Linked DNA regions of Homo sapiens: all the other regions are linked to region 2. A link is an interaction called in ENCODE POLR2A ChIA-PET data of the cell type or tissue named here. Cell type or tissue: MCF 10A. All regions are shown on one strand.

Region 1 (5,000 bases), 210 kb before region 2:
CCTCGGCCTCCCAAAGTGCTGGGATTACAGGTGTGAGCCACTGTGCCTGGCCTGAATAATTGAATATTTAATTTAATTTAATTTAATTAATTTTTTTTTGAGATGGAGTTTCGCTCTTGTTGCCCAGGTTGGAGTCCAATGGCGCGATCTCGGCTCACCGCAACCTCTGCCTCCCGGGTTCAAGCGATTCTTCTGTCTCAGCCTCCGGCATGTGCCACCACACCCAGCTAATTTTTGTATTTTCAGTAAAGACGGGTTTCTCCATGTTGGTCAGGCTGGTCTCGAACTCCTGACCTCAGGTGATCTGCCCGCCTCCGCCTTCCAAAGTGCTGGGATTATAGGCGTGAGCCACTGTGCCCGGCCTGAATTTTTAATTTTAATTTCAATAGCTACATGTGGCTAGTGGCTATCATATTAGACAGTACAGCTTAAGATGAAAAATAAATAAGTACTAGGTGGAAATTAGCTCTATAGAGCTTATAGAATTTATTATGATTATTAATTAATTAATTAATTTTGAGATGCAGTTTTGCTCTTGTTCCCTAGGCTGGAGTGCAATGGCACGATCTTGGCTCGTTGCAACCTCTGCCTCCTGGGTTCAAGCGATCCTCCTGCCTCAGCCTCCCTAGTAGCTGGGATTATAGGCACGTGCCACCATGCCTGGCTAATTTTTGTATTTTTAATAGAGACGGGGTTTCGCCATATTGGCCAGGCTTGTCTCGAATTCCTGACCTCAGGTGATCCGCCCACCTCAGCCTCCCAAAGTGCTGGGATTACAGGTGTGAGCTATGGCGCCCAGCCTGAACTTATAGAATTTAACCATAATTATTTAATCACAATAGCAGAATACTAGATTGAAATCGAATTCTCCTTCCCTCTTAACTGCTGGGCTTACTACCTCCAGATGCAGTCAGCTACACAATGAAAAGGGTTTTTCCCCAATAAAATAGCAATTATTTTTGTTTTGTAAAAATTTTTTTTTTTTTGAGAGTCTCACTCTGTTGCCCAGGCTGGAGTGCAGTGGCACAATCTTGGCTCACTGCAACCTCTGCCTCCCGGATTCAAGCAATTTTCCTGCCTCACCCTCCCAAGTAGCTGGGATTACGGTGTGTGCCACCACGCCTGGCAGATTTTTTTTTTGAGACGGAGTCTTGCTCTGTCACCCAGGCTGGAGTGCAGTGGTGCCATCTAGGGTCACTGCAACCTCCGCCTCCCAGGTTCATGCAATTCTCTTGCCTCAGCCTCCTGAGTAGCTGGGATTACAGGCATGTATCACTACGCCCAGGTAATTTTTGTATTTTTAGTAGAGACAGGGTTTCACCATGTTGGGGGTCAGGCTGGTCTTGAACTCCTGACCTCGTGATCTGCCTGCCTCAGCCTCCCAAAGTGCTGGGATTACGGGCGTGAGCCACCGCGCCCGGCCTAATTTTTTTTTTTTGAGACAGGATCTCACTCCTTCATCCAGGCTAGAGTGCAGTGGTGTGATCTCGGCTCACTGCAACCTCTGCTTCCCGGGTTCAAGCAATTCTCCTGCTTCAGCCTCCCCAGTAGCTGGGATTACAGGCGCGTGCCACCATGCCTGGCTAATTTTTTGTATTTTTAGTAGAGGCGGGGTTTCACCACATTGGCCAGGCTGGTCTCAAACTCTTGACCTCAAGTGATCCACCCTCCTTGGCCTCCCAAAGTGCTGGGATTACAGGCGTGGGCCACTGCACCTGGCCTGTTTTGTAAATTTTTGATTATTAATAGATATTAATTGTTTGAAGCATTTGAATATATAAATGTATAAGGAAGAAATATTTCTGGTATCTTAGATAAATGTCATATTTGACAGTTCTTTCATACATCTCTTTATGTGTGTCTATTTTGTATATATGCACACACACACACACACACTCATCTTTATATTGTCTTTTTTTTTTTTTTTTTGAGAAGGAGTCTTGTTGTATCGCCCAGATTGGAGTGCAGTGCCGCGATCTTGGCTCACTGCAACCTCTGCTTCCCAGATTCAAGCGATTCTCCTGCCTCAGCCTCCCGAGTAGCTGGGACTACAGGCACCCGCCACCATGCCCAGCTAATTTTTGTATTTTGAGTAGAGATGGGGTTTCACCATGTTGGCCCAGCTGCACTCGAACTCCTGACCTTGTGATCTGACCGCCTCAGCCTCCCAAAGTGCTGGGATTACAGGTGTAAGCCACCATGCCCTGTCTTTTTTATTTTTTTTTTTGAGACAGGGTCTTGCTCTGTTACCCAGGCTAGAGTGCAGTGGTGTGATCTTGGCTTATTGCAACCTTGAACTCCTGAGCTCTAGCAGTCCTCCCACCTCAGCCTCCTGAATAGCTGGGACTACAGGTGTGAGCCATCATACCTTTTAATAATTTCAAAATTAAAGTAAGATACATGAAATTACAATAAAACATAACAGCATAACAAATTACTATAAAGTACACATCCATGTAACTAATACCCAGGTCAGTAAGTAGGACAGTACCAGAATATCAGAAGCCCTTTTTAACCTAACCTTGGTTTTGTTTCATCCACTAATATAAATGAGAAATTTCATATGTTTGATTATTATTATTATTATTTTTTGAGACGGAGTCTCGCTCTGTTGCCCAGGCTGGAGTGCAGTGTCACGATCTTGGCTCACTGCAAGCTCCACCTCCCGGGTTCACGCCATTCTCCTGCCTCAGCCTCCCAAATAGCTGGGACTACAGGTGCCCGCCACCACAGCCAGCTAATTTTTTGTATTTTTAGTAGAGACGGGGTTTCATCGTGTTAGCCAGGATGGTCTCGATCTCCTGACCTCGTGATCCGCCCGCCTCAGCCTCCCAAAGTGCTGGGATTACAGGCGTGAGCCACTGCGCCCGGTCTGTTTGATTATTTTTTTAATAAATAATTGGACTTTCTATCTAAAGCTTCCAGAATAGTTTTTTCTTCATTGTAGCACAGAAATTTTATAATTATGTGTCTAGCATGTATCTTTTCTAGTCAGTCCTGCTTAGAAACTGGTGAGCCATTTTAATGTGCAAACTCAGGTCTTTCATTAGGGTAGTTTTCTTCTAATATTTGTTAATCAGCGCCTCATGTATATATGTTCTCTTCTGGAATTTCTTTTATTTAACTGTTAGGTATCCTGGGTTTATCTTCTAATTCTCTTAGCTTTTTCTTCAGATTTACATTTCTTTATATTTTTATCTTTGCTTTAAGATATTTCTTCCACTTGTCCAGGCCAGTAATTCTAGTTTCAACTCTAATAATTTACTCTTTCAATTCATTTTACTGACATTTTTTATTTAAAATAATATTTATTATTTCTAAAATGTCTTTGTGTGTGTATTTATGTTGTAGTTAAAGCTTAAGTACTCGTTTTTTTTGTTGTTGTTCAGATTATCATCTGTGTCTTCCAGCAGCTCTGTTTTGTTAGGGTCTACCTTTTTTATTTATTTATTTATTTTTTTTTGAGACAGGGTTTTGCTCTGTCACCCAGGCTGGAGTGCAGTGGCACGATTTTGGCTCACTGCAACCTCTGCCCCCTGAGCTTCAGTGATCCTCCCACCTCAGCTTCCTGAGTAGCTGGGACTACAGGCACACATCAGCACCACCATGCCCGGCTAATGTTTGTATTTTTAGTAGAGATGAGGTTTGAACTCAAGCGATCCACCTGCTTGTGGCCTCCCAAATGCTGAGATTACAGGCGTGAGCCACTGCGCCCAGCCGAGAGGGAGAAGAACTTGTACCAACTCTAGATTCTGACAGAGCTTAAGCCTTCACTCACACCCTATGGACCCCTCCTATCTGTTCATCTAGAAGTGCGTTAGAGTTCAGAATGGAGATGAGTGGGGTCACTTTCAAGCTACCATCTGCCCACGATATGGATCTATATTCTCAGCCTGTTTATAATGTAGGCTGGTTCACTTGGAAGGACCCAAAATGGCTTAGCAGCTTTTCTTTCCCTACTATTGGGTCTCTATATGAGCAACAAAGATTAGCCAAGTTCTTACCTAAGCAGAGGTAGTAAGAATTCTTTTCTTTTTTGAGTGCACTATCTTGCACCTGTAATTGTATGTCGGGAACTGAATTGACTGCCTTAGACAACTACTTTTGTTTCCTTTGGCAGGAAGGCAGCAACAACTCATCTCCAGTGGATTTTGTAAATAACAAGAGGACAGACTTATCTTCAGAACATTTCAGTCATTCCTCAAAGTGGCTAGAAACTTGTCAGCATGAATCAGATGAGCAGCCTCTAGATCCAATTCCCCAAATTAGCTCTACTCCTAAAACGTCTGAGGAAGCAGTAGACCCACTGGGCAATTATATGGTTAAAACCATCGTCCTTGTACCATCTCCACTGGGGCAGCAACAAGACATGATATTTGAGGCCCGTTTAGATACCATGGCAGAGACAAACAGCATATCTTTAAATGGACCTTTGAGAACAGACGATCTGGTGAGAGAGGAGGTGGCACCCTGCATGGGAGACAGGTTTTCAGAAGTTGCTGCTGTATCTGAGAAACCTATCTTTCAGGAATCTCCGTCCCATCTCTTAGAGGAGTCTCCACCAAATCCCTGTTCTGAACAACTACATTGCTCCAAGGAAAGCCTGAGCAGTAGAACTGAGGCTGTGCGTGAGGACTTAGTACCTTCTGAAAGTAACGCCTTCTTGCCTTCCTCTGTTCTCTGGCTTTCCCCTTCAACTGCCTTGGCAGCAGATTTCCGTGTCAATCATGTGGACCCAGAGGAGGAAATTGTAGAGCATGGAGCTATGGAGGAAAGAGAAATGAGGTTTCCCACACATCCTAAGGAGTCTGAAACAGAAGATCAAGCACTTGTCTCAAGTGTGGAAGATATTCTGTCCACATGCCTGACACCAAATCTAGTAGAAATGGAATCCCAAGAAGCTCCAGGCCCAGCAGTAGAAGATGTTGGTAGGATTCTTGGCTCTGATACAGAGTCTTGGATGTCCCCACTGGCCTGGCTGGAAAAAGGTGTAAATACCT
Region 2 (5,000 bases):
CCCACTTCCACTTGTCTCTCACCCAGTTCACTTTATTCATTGCCTATGTTCAGGGCCAGGAGTCATCCTCAGCTCCTCTTTCTCCTTCTCCCAGCCACCAAGTGCTAACTCCATCTCTTAAACATCTCTTGAATCTGCTCTCTGCCACTGGCATCGCTGTCTCCCCCTTCCCCCAACGCCCACCCCTGCAAGTCATAGTTTTTTATTGGGTTGCCTTGCCTCCGTCCTCACCCTTGCCAAGCCCCTTTCCACACAGCAGCTAGGATGATCTTTGTAAAACACAAGTGTCCCCTTGCTTAAAAGCTTCTTAGTGTCTTCCTCTTGCCCCCAAAACCAAGTCCAAACTTCGGGTTTGCCTTCAACGCCAAAATGACTGGCCCGCTCCTCCTTTGTCTTGCTTCATCTAATTCTGATGTGTATTTCAAGACCCGGTTGAATGTGACTTCCTCTGGGAAACCTTCCCAAAGGCTCTCTAACCCCTGATCCACCCAACCCCACATCTGCACCCACCTTGGTCTTGCCTTGCAGGCTCTTGATGGCAGCCTCGGCGCAGAGGTAGAAAGCCCCGATGCACTGCGCCTCCAAGCGGTTAGAGTCGAGCAACGGCACGAGGCGCTGCAGGTCGTCGGGCCCGCGGCCCTGGCTTGTGTCGCTGGCGTCCACCAGACAGCGGGCGAAGCGGCCAGGGTCCAGCGAGGCCACAAGCGGCTCCACGAGCGCCAGCGTGCCCGAGCGCTCCACCTCGCGCTCCACCTCCTTGTTAGTCGCCAACACCGCTACTGCGAGGCAGGCGTGCAGCCGAAGCAGCTCGTCCTCCTTGGAGAAGGCGAGCGGGAAGAGCCACTCGGCTGCGCGCTTCTCTACCATGCGTCGCTGCACCGCCTGGCCCCCGTGCAGCGCGCAGTTGCCCAGCGCCAGCGCGCAGTGGCGCAGCAGCGCGGGGTCCGTGCGGCGGCACCAATACAGCACCGCGTCCAGGCCGCCGGCCGCCACCAGCCTCTGGCATGTCTCCTCCGAATGCTTGAACATGTGCTCCAAGATGCCTGCCACGCTCCGCGCCAGCTCTACGGGTTCGCGTTCCTTCGCCAGGTTCAGGATCACGCCCAGCCCAATGCGCGCCACGCGGTCTCTGCCCAGTGAAAGTGGAAGGGGACAGTGGAATTGCCGCAGCTTGGGGAGCTTGGCTTGCCCGTTTGGGGCCTGGTCACTAACCCTCTCTGGGCCTCACCGGCCTCATATAGGGGAGAGCATTCCCCTCCCTGCTCCCCACCCTCATCTCCTCCCCTGGGAGGACCCCACTTCTCGGATTCTAAGGGTGCTCTATTCTGGCCATAGCCGTTCTCCCCCTCCCTCCTCCCCTTGAGAGGCAGTATGTGTGGTGGCTAAGAGCCTCAGCTCAGGAGCAGATCCCCTGGGTCCTGGTTTCTTCTCAGCCCGTTTTCTAACTGGGATAAAGGAGACCTTTGGGCAGCTTCCTTTATCTCTCTACCTTGCTTTCCTTATCTCATAAATAGAAAATAGAAATACCTGCCTCATAGGATTATTATCAGGACTAATGAGATAAGCCTTATAGAGTGCTTGGCACAATGCCTGGCACATGGTAAAAACTCAACAAATATTAACTTGTCCTAATTTGAAGTGTCACTTGAAGCACACCACTCTTAGCCTTGCCTTTTCCTCACTCCATGGCCCATGACCGGGGCATATCTATTCATTCATTCAACAGATGCTTCCTGAGGACGTCCCCTGTGCCAGCCACTGCACTAGGGGCTGAGGTTTAACAGAGACTGGCCAGAGCTTATCCTCAGGGCGATGGAGGAAGACATAGACAAGAAAACAATGAGTGAACCAGATCGTAGTGATAGGGCCTTGGCGCTAGCAAAACAGGATGATGTAATGGCGTGTGCCTGGAGGAGGGGTATGTGGGAAGAGGTGACATCTAAGCTTAATGTGAAGAAATCCCTGTGTGCAAATATCTGGGAGGAGCATAACAGGCAGAGAGAGGAGCAAGGATGAAGGCCTGAGGGCAGAGGAGCTGACGTGTTTGAGGAATAGAAAGAATGCCAGAGGTATTGCGATGTCTAAAACCAAAAAGGGAAAATATAAAACCAGGCTGGGCAAGGTGGCTCATGCCTGTAGAATGCTTGGCACAATGCCTGGCACATGGAGGCCAAGGTGGGAGGCTCACTTGAGACCATCCTGGACAACAAAGTGAGACCCTGTGTCAAAAGAAAAAAAAAAAAAAGAGAGAGAGAGACAGAAAAAAAAAAAAAAGAAAAGAAAAAAATCAATGAGGGGTTTATATGTAGAATATATCAGCAAATATTCAAATCAAGAAGAAAAAGGCAACAAATTCAAAAGAAAATGGGCAAAGGACATAAACAGGCAATTGACAAGAGGAAATCCAAAATTTGAAAAACCAGATAAAGAGATGCTCTAACTCATTAGTAATCAGAGAAATGAAAATTAAAACAATAGCTATCGCTACCTGAAATGTTCTTCAACAAAATCCGCTTCATGGTTCGTCATTCCAATGTCTGCTCAAATGTTACTTCCTTCCAATCATCCAATCTAAAGGCTTTTCCCCATCACTTTCTAACTCATTACCTTATTTTATTGTCTTCAGGGCATTTAATATCTGATATTATATTAATAGTCTACTTGTTTGTTAGTTCCATAGACCAGAAACCTTATCTGTCATTTTCTTTCTTAAAATGATCTAGGCCGGGTGCGGTGGCTCACGCCTGTAATCCCAGCACTTTGGGAGGCCGAGGCGGGTGGATGACAAGGTCAGGAGCTCGAGACCATCCTGGCTAACATGGTGAAACCCTGTCCCTACTAAAAATACAAAAAATTAGCCGGGCGTGGTGGCGGGTGCCTGTAGTCCTAGCTGCTCAGGAGGCTGAGGCAGGAAACTGGTGTGAACCCAGGAGGCGGAGCTTGCAGTGAGCCAAGATGGCACCACTGCACTCCAGCCTGGGCAACAGAGCGAGACTCCGTCTCAAAAAAAAAAAAAAAAAAAAAAAAAAAAAGATCTAAATGGAGAAAATTACCCTTTCCTAGAGTTTCTTCACCTAAATCATTTTATTTTATTTCAAAGGCCATTCCCACTCTCCTTTGTCCCTGACCACTCTCCACACACATACCTTGAATAAAATGTTCACTGGCAGAAAACAAGCAAACAGAAAACCAGCTACCACTTTACACCTGTTAGATGGGCAAAATCAGAAGCTGAACAATACAGGCAACCTCTCCCAAAGAGATTGTCATATAGATAGAGAAAAGCACTTAGACAAGGATGTTCACTGCAGTGTCATTTGTAGTGTGAGGAAGTTGGAGGCAATCAGTATCAAGCTTGGGGAGAGTCAGGTAACATGGGCAGGTGCCTACTCTGTAGGATTTGCAGGGAGGTCCAAGTGACTGAGCAGGTGATAACACAGCAACACGAACCTGGACAACATAGCCTGGGCAACATAGCAAAACCCTGTCTCTACAAAATCAAAAAAATTAGCCATGTATGGTGGCACAGGCCTGTAGTCCCAGCTACCTGAGAGGCTGAGGCAGGATGATAGTTTGAGCCCAGTAGGTTGAGGCTACAGCGAGTCATGATTGGGCCACTGCACTCCAGCCTGGGCATCAGAGCAAGACCCTGTCTCAAAACAAACAAACAAACAAAAAACCCAAAAAACAAAAAACAAAAACAAAAACAAAAAAACCAATAAAACCCAACACTGAGTGGGAAAAAGTAAGAAATAGAATGTGCTATATGACACAGCACTATTAATATACATTAAAAATACATGCACACAAGACCAAGAATAAAGATTTAAAGATTTTAGCAGAACACAGATAGAAAGATACACATTAGATATACTGAATGGTTCCTTATGGAGTTAGGGCAAGAGAATAGTGTGGGCATTAGTCAGGAGGAGAAGGAGAGATTGCATTTCAGTTGCATTTCAGGCACAGGTATATGCAAAGAGTTGGAGGTGTTGGAGAGCTGGTGCACTTGGGGAGCTGCCCACACTTCCATGGCTGAGGCAGAAGATTCAAGGGGAGAGTGTGAAAAGAGATCGGACCTGGGGACCTTTTGAGGCACCTCAAGGCATTTGTAGTTTATCTTGATGTCAAAGAGAAGCCACTGAAAACTCTCAGGGAGGGGAGTGGCCTGGCCATATTTGGGTTTTAGAAAATTCACTCTGGCTGTGGTGGAGAGGACAGATCCAACAGAGAGAACTTGGAGGCCTGCTGAGCAGGTGGGAGAGTTGCCACATCCTGGTAGAGGTTCAGGCTTCCTGCCTTACTGACCTCCACAAATGATGTCTTCCACAGATGGCCGGGCGCAGTGGCTCATGCCTGTAATCCCAGCACTTTGGGAGGCTGAGGCAGGAGGATCACTTGAGGTCAGGAGTTCAAGACCAGCCTGGCCAACATGGTGAAACCCCATCTCTACTAAAATTACAAAAATTAGCCAGGTGTAGTGGTGTGCGCTTGTAATCCCAGCTACTCAGGAGGCTGAGATAGGAGAAACACTTGAACCCAGGAGGCAGAGGTTGCAGTGAGCCGAGGTTATACCACTGCTCTCCAGCCTGGGTGACACAGTGAGACTCCGTCTAAAAAAAAAAAGTGATGTCCTCCACAGGTGACATTACTGCCAAAGAGGTAGAGGCCTAGCCAGCAATGGAGTCCTTGCCCAAAGGGCACCACAGTGACCATAGTGCATGTGATTTTGTGTCCACTGCAGAACCTACCTGAGTCCGGAACATGCCATAAGCTCACAGCTCACTGCAGCCTTGGCCACCTAGGTTAAATTCATCCTCCCAACTCAGCCACCTGAGTAGCTGGGACTACAGGCATGTACCACCATGTCTGGCTGATTTTTTTTGTTTTGTTTTCTTTTACTTTGTAGAGACAGGATCCCATTATATTGCCCAGGCTGGTCTCAAACTCCTGGGCTCAAACAATCCTCCCACTTCGGCCTCCCAAAGCGCTGGGAATAC
Region 3 (5,000 bases), 83 kb before region 2:
CCTGTTTTGCATAACATGCAAATAAAATCTCATATTCCTCAGGAATTCTGCACAACAGCTCCCTGGCTCAGGGTCGGCAGAGTCCCTGCTGAGCAAGCCTTCCTAGCCCTGGCTGGACTCACATCTCCTCCTAGACACCCCTTGCAATGCCAGCAGCTTCCATACCCAATCCTAGGGCCAATACTTTTACCTTCTTTGGGCTTTGGTCTCTTGGCCTCAAATGGGATGATGATGGTGTATGTAAAGGTATTTCTTAGTCCAGGCATGGTGACTCACACCTATAATCCCAGCACTTTGGGAGGCTGAAACGGGAGGCTCACTTGAGGCCAGGAGTTCGAGACCAGCCAGGCCAACATGGTGAAACCCCGTCTCTGCTAAAAATACAAAAAAATTAGCTGGGCATGGTGACACATGCCTGTAATCCCAGCTACTCAGGAGGCTGAGGCAGGAGAACTACTTGAACCTGGGAGGTGGAGGTTGCAGTGAGCCGAGATCGTACCACCAGCACTCTAGCCTGGGCAACAGAGTGAGACTCTGACTCAAAAAACAAAAAAAAAAAGGTACTTCTTTCTCCACTGAAACACTACTTTAGGGAGGTCAAGGCTCCATTAAAATACCTTTAGCCTCCACATATGCTTCACACTAACAACAGTTGTGGCTTGTGATTAAGCACCTACAACATTCTAGAACTTAGTTACATCCCTGCAACATCCTGTTTTATGGATAGGAAAACTGAAGCACAGAAAGGTTAAGCCAACTGACCTAGGTCACACAGCTAGTAAGTTGCAGAGCTGTGATATAATCTCAGGATCATTCAATTCCAATTCCAGGGCTTTTTCCATGACATCACAACATCTTTTTGTTTGCAATTCAAAGTCCTTCCTCCATAATCTGCCTCAACTTTCCTTTCTAATCCCAGTATCAATCAGACAGGCCCACTTAATGGTCCCCTCTGGGTTTACTACCTGGGGTAGTCTCCCCTATCTCTCCAATGGCCTAAATGTATACTTATTTTGGGGCCATTCGTATGAGTGTTTAGGTACATGTATGTATATGTACGTAGGGTTTGTGATATATATATGTACATATGTATGGTGCATATGTATTTGTTTGTAGTATGTGTGTTTGTGTGAATGGATTTATGAAAGTTAGTGTGTATCCTGGACTCATGCATGCGTGTGTTAGCATACTTCAGTTTATGACCAGCGTGGGCAACACAGTGAAACCCCGTCTCTACTAAAATTACAAAAATGAGCTGGGCATGGTGGGCATGCCTGTAATCCCAGCTACTCGGGAGGCTGAGGAAGGAGAATTGCTTGAACCCAGGAGGTGTAGGTTGCAGTGAGTTGAGGTCGTGCCACTGCACTCCAGCCTGGGTGACAGGACAAGACTCTATCTCAAAAAAAAAAATGTTTCCGTCTACACATATACTGTGTATTTCAGTGACTGGGGGAGCATTTGACAAGTACCATATGAAGTGTTAATATCATTATACCTAATGAGAGAGAAAAAAATCCTGACAGCTTGCAATTGGCCCATAGGGTAACCAACTGTCCTCGGTTTCCCAGGACTCTCCCAGTTTTAGCACTGAAAGTCCTGCATCCTGGGTAAGCCCTTGGTCCCAGGTAAACTGGGGTGGTCACCCTACTGGCCTGGCAACCAACAGCTAGGCTGTCATGTTCTTTGCTGAACATGACAAAATATCACAGAATATTGACATCAGATGAGGCTTCTCTGTGACCATGATAGAACAAGGCAAGATCAAGGACACTATGACACTCAAAATGACCAAGCATCCTTCTCCCTTGGCAAACATGAGTGACTACCATTTTCTTTCTTTTTTTTTTTTTAACCGACGACAACTCTAGCCCTGCTTGGACCCTCCTACCTCCTAGATAAAAATTATTAAGATGCCCAATGATCAAATTGCCCTTGCTTCCCGACAGTGCTCAACCCAGAACAAACTCTTGCTTCCTTAAATACCCTCCAAAATCACCCAGCACAATTCCAAACAAGCCCATCCTCACTGCCTCTTACTAAGACATCCCGCAGTCCCCCACGGTGTATGCTCCTTCACTGCAGCAAGTCAAGAAACCTAACTTTGTTCAATTACAGGTGTGCTCCTGGTGCTATTTAGTTACTGGGCTTTATCATTGAGTGAGAGTCTATCAAAATCTCTGGTGAGCAGAATGTATCCATTCAACCATCATTTGCTAAACAAACATTTTCTGAGTGGCCAGGTGTGTTGGCCTATGCCTGTAATCCCAGCACTTTGGAAGGCCGAGGCAGGTGGATCACTTGAGATCAGGAGTTTGAGACCAGCCTGGCCAACATGGTGAAACCCTGTCTCTACCAAAAATACAGAAATTAGCTGGGCATGGTGGTGCACACCTGTAGTCCCAGCTATTTGGGAGGCTGAGACAGGAGAATTGCTTGAATCTGGGAAGCGGAGGTTGCAGTGAGCTAAGATTGTGCCACTTTGCTCCAGCCTGGGAGACAGAACAAGACTCTGTCTCAAAAATAACCCCGAAAAGACAAACAAACAAAACACATTTACTGAGCTCTTAACTATGTGTTAGGGTGTCAGGCACTATGCTGGGCAATGGGGACAAACCTAGGGGAGTTTATGGTTTGGTGAGGGAGACAGACTATTAAATAATGACAAAAATAAATATGCAGTTAAAGACCATGCTAAGTGTTGGGATCCATATTTAGTGGGTCATGGGATATTTAACAACACCTAACCCAGCTTCACTGATCAAAGAAGTACCTCATTCAAATCTGGATTCCCCCGGCCCCCACACAAAAAATCTGGATTCCCCCAATCCTCTAAGAGCCAGCCTTCCAAAGAGCCTCTTGGGTTGTTAAAATTCTACCTGCAGCCGAAGACCTATTTGGAGTTGGAGGCACAGAGAGGCAGAAGTTCTCTATTTCTCCTCTCAGCTTTCTTCCTTTAAATGAGTTCATTGGGCCAGTCGTGGTGGCTCACGCTTGTAATCCCAGCAGTTTGGGAGGCTGAAGTGGGTGGATCACCTGACATCAGGAGTTCGAGACCAGCCTTAGAGACCAGCCTGGCCAACAGGATGAAACCCCACCTCTACTAAAAATACCAAAGAAATAAAAAATTAGCCGGGTGTGGTGGCAGGCGCCTGTAATCCCATCTACTCGGGAGGCTGAGGTAGGAGAATCGCTTGAACCTGGGAGGCAGAGGTTGCAGTGAGCTGAGACAGAGCCATTGCACTCCAGCCTGGGTGACAGAGTAAGACTCCGTCTCAAAAAACAAAACAAAACAGAAAACCAAAAGAGTTCATTGGAGCCCTGTGTCATAACTCTTATCCTAGGAGATGTTTAAGGTCTTAGTAGCAGCTAGAGATTGGGAAAGTGGGTCTTTGGTAAAGTAAGCCAAACTGGGAGCCGTGTCAGCCTGGCCAACATGGTGAAACCCCGTCTCTACTGAAAATAGAAAAATTTAGCCGGGCATGGTGGTGTGTGCCTGTAATCCCAGCTGCTTGGGAGGCTGAAGCAGGAGAATTGCTTGAACCTGGGAGGCAGAGGTTACAGTGAGCCGAGATAGCTCCATCACACTCCAGCCTGGGCAACAAGAGCAAAACTCGGTCACAGAAAAACAAAAACCAAAACCACCAAACAATATACAGGCCCTGGGACAAACTGTTGCCTGGAACGCGATGTCATTTCTCAGAGCCACACGCAGGAGGCATGGGCGTCACATGTAGGAGGCATGGGCCACCACAGGATTCCCAGCCCAGGCGCAGCTTGAGGGTGGGGTGGGGGCATGGCCAGGGATGGGTGGGACCGGGCAGCCCAGCTACGCACCTAACAGGTGAGCAGTATCTCCAAGCCGCTGCTACAGTGCCAGCCCCAATCAGGGTGCCCTGAACAAAGGCATCAACCCTCCTGACCAAGCATGAACTTGTGCCGCCCAGATTGGAGGCGTTTGTGGCTTTTAAGTTATCTTGGGGCCACATCTTTATATTCCACCTTTAGTCTGCCCTTGCCTGAACTTATTCATCTTGTGTAGTCTCATAGGCCCTGAAAGTCCTTTTTGAAACAAAGAAGTAAACAAACTGAAATGCAAGACTTAAACTGTACCTAATAACAAATATTTTATACTTCTCTAAGACTAAAGACTCTTAAACAAAGTTGAGACACGAACTTGCTGGGAAGAAAAATATGTGGAAGAGCCAAAGCAAAGTATATATAAAATATGAAAAACTCCTACAAATCACTAAGAAAATGGCTGAAAGTCCAATAGGAAAAAGGATTTGAGGCTGGGCGCGGTGGCTCACGCCTGTAATCCCAGCACTTTGGGAGGCCGAGGCAGGCGGATCACGAGGTCAGGAGATCGAGACCATCCTGGCTAACACAGTGAAACGCCATCTCTGCTAAAAATACAAAAAATTAGCAGGGGGTGGTGGCGGGCGCCTATAGTCCCAGCTACTCGGGAGGCTGAGGCAAGAGAATGGTGTGAACCCGGGAGGCGGAGCTTGCAGTGAGCCGAGATTGTGCCACTGCACTCCAGCCTGGGCGAAAGAGCCAGACTCCGACTCAAAAAAAAAAAAACAAAGAAAAAAGGATTTGAACAAGCAATCTGCAGAAGACATTAAATGACCAATAAACCTAAAAAAGCTACTGAATGTCAGCAATAGTCGAATAAAGCATTATTTGCCTAACAGATTAGAAAAAAATTTAAAGAATTGGTGATTGCAGGGGGAAATGGGCTAACTTTTGAGTGGTACTATAAATTTGTATGACCTTTCTGGAAGCAATTTAACAGTGACTATCTCAAAAAATAAAAAATGAAACAAAAAATAAAAACAAAAACAAAACAGTAACTATCCTAATTTTATTTTTATTTTTGGAGGCAGAGTTTCGCTCTGTTGCCAAGACTGGAGTACAGGCAGGATTCTGGCCCACTGCAACTTCTGCTTCCCAGGTCCAAGCGGTTTTCCTGTCTCAGCCTCCTGAGTAGCTGGGATTAC

The links. Peaks named below come from ENCODE experiments on the same cell type or tissue, not always from the same donor. Only the 100,000 strongest peaks of a DNase experiment are listed, where the experiment ranks them.
Region 1: POLR2A ChIA-PET joins it to region 2 with 6 read pairs; 2 of 35 experiments call an interaction of 5 or more read pairs at or near these places.
Region 3: POLR2A ChIA-PET joins it to region 2 with 5 read pairs; 5 of 35 experiments call an interaction of 5 or more read pairs at or near these places.

What each region holds. Positions count from the first base shown.
Region 1 is chr17:28,592,187-28,597,186 of GRCh38, reverse strand. SPAG5 (sperm associated antigen 5) reads left to right here. Exons shown (of 24, transcript NM_006461.4): 3 at 4,121-5,000. Among named protein-coding and RNA genes, the nearest start is that of SPAG5, 4.3 kb to the left of the region's middle. In MCF 10A, no CTCF peak of the experiment used is centred here; no DNase peak of the experiment used is centred here.
Region 2 is chr17:28,377,332-28,382,331 of GRCh38, reverse strand. SARM1 (sterile alpha and TIR motif containing 1) reads right to left here. Exons shown (of 9, transcript NM_015077.4): 2 at 511-1,129. Among named protein-coding and RNA genes, the nearest start is that of SARM1, 8.1 kb to the right of the region's middle. RefSeq lists a silencer at 2,076-2,276. In MCF 10A, no CTCF peak of the experiment used is centred here; a DNase peak (open chromatin) is centred at 1,981.
Region 3 is chr17:28,459,964-28,464,963 of GRCh38, reverse strand. No RefSeq gene overlaps it. Among named protein-coding and RNA genes, the nearest start is that of SLC13A2, 11 kb to the left of the region's middle. In MCF 10A, no CTCF peak of the experiment used is centred here; no DNase peak of the experiment used is centred here.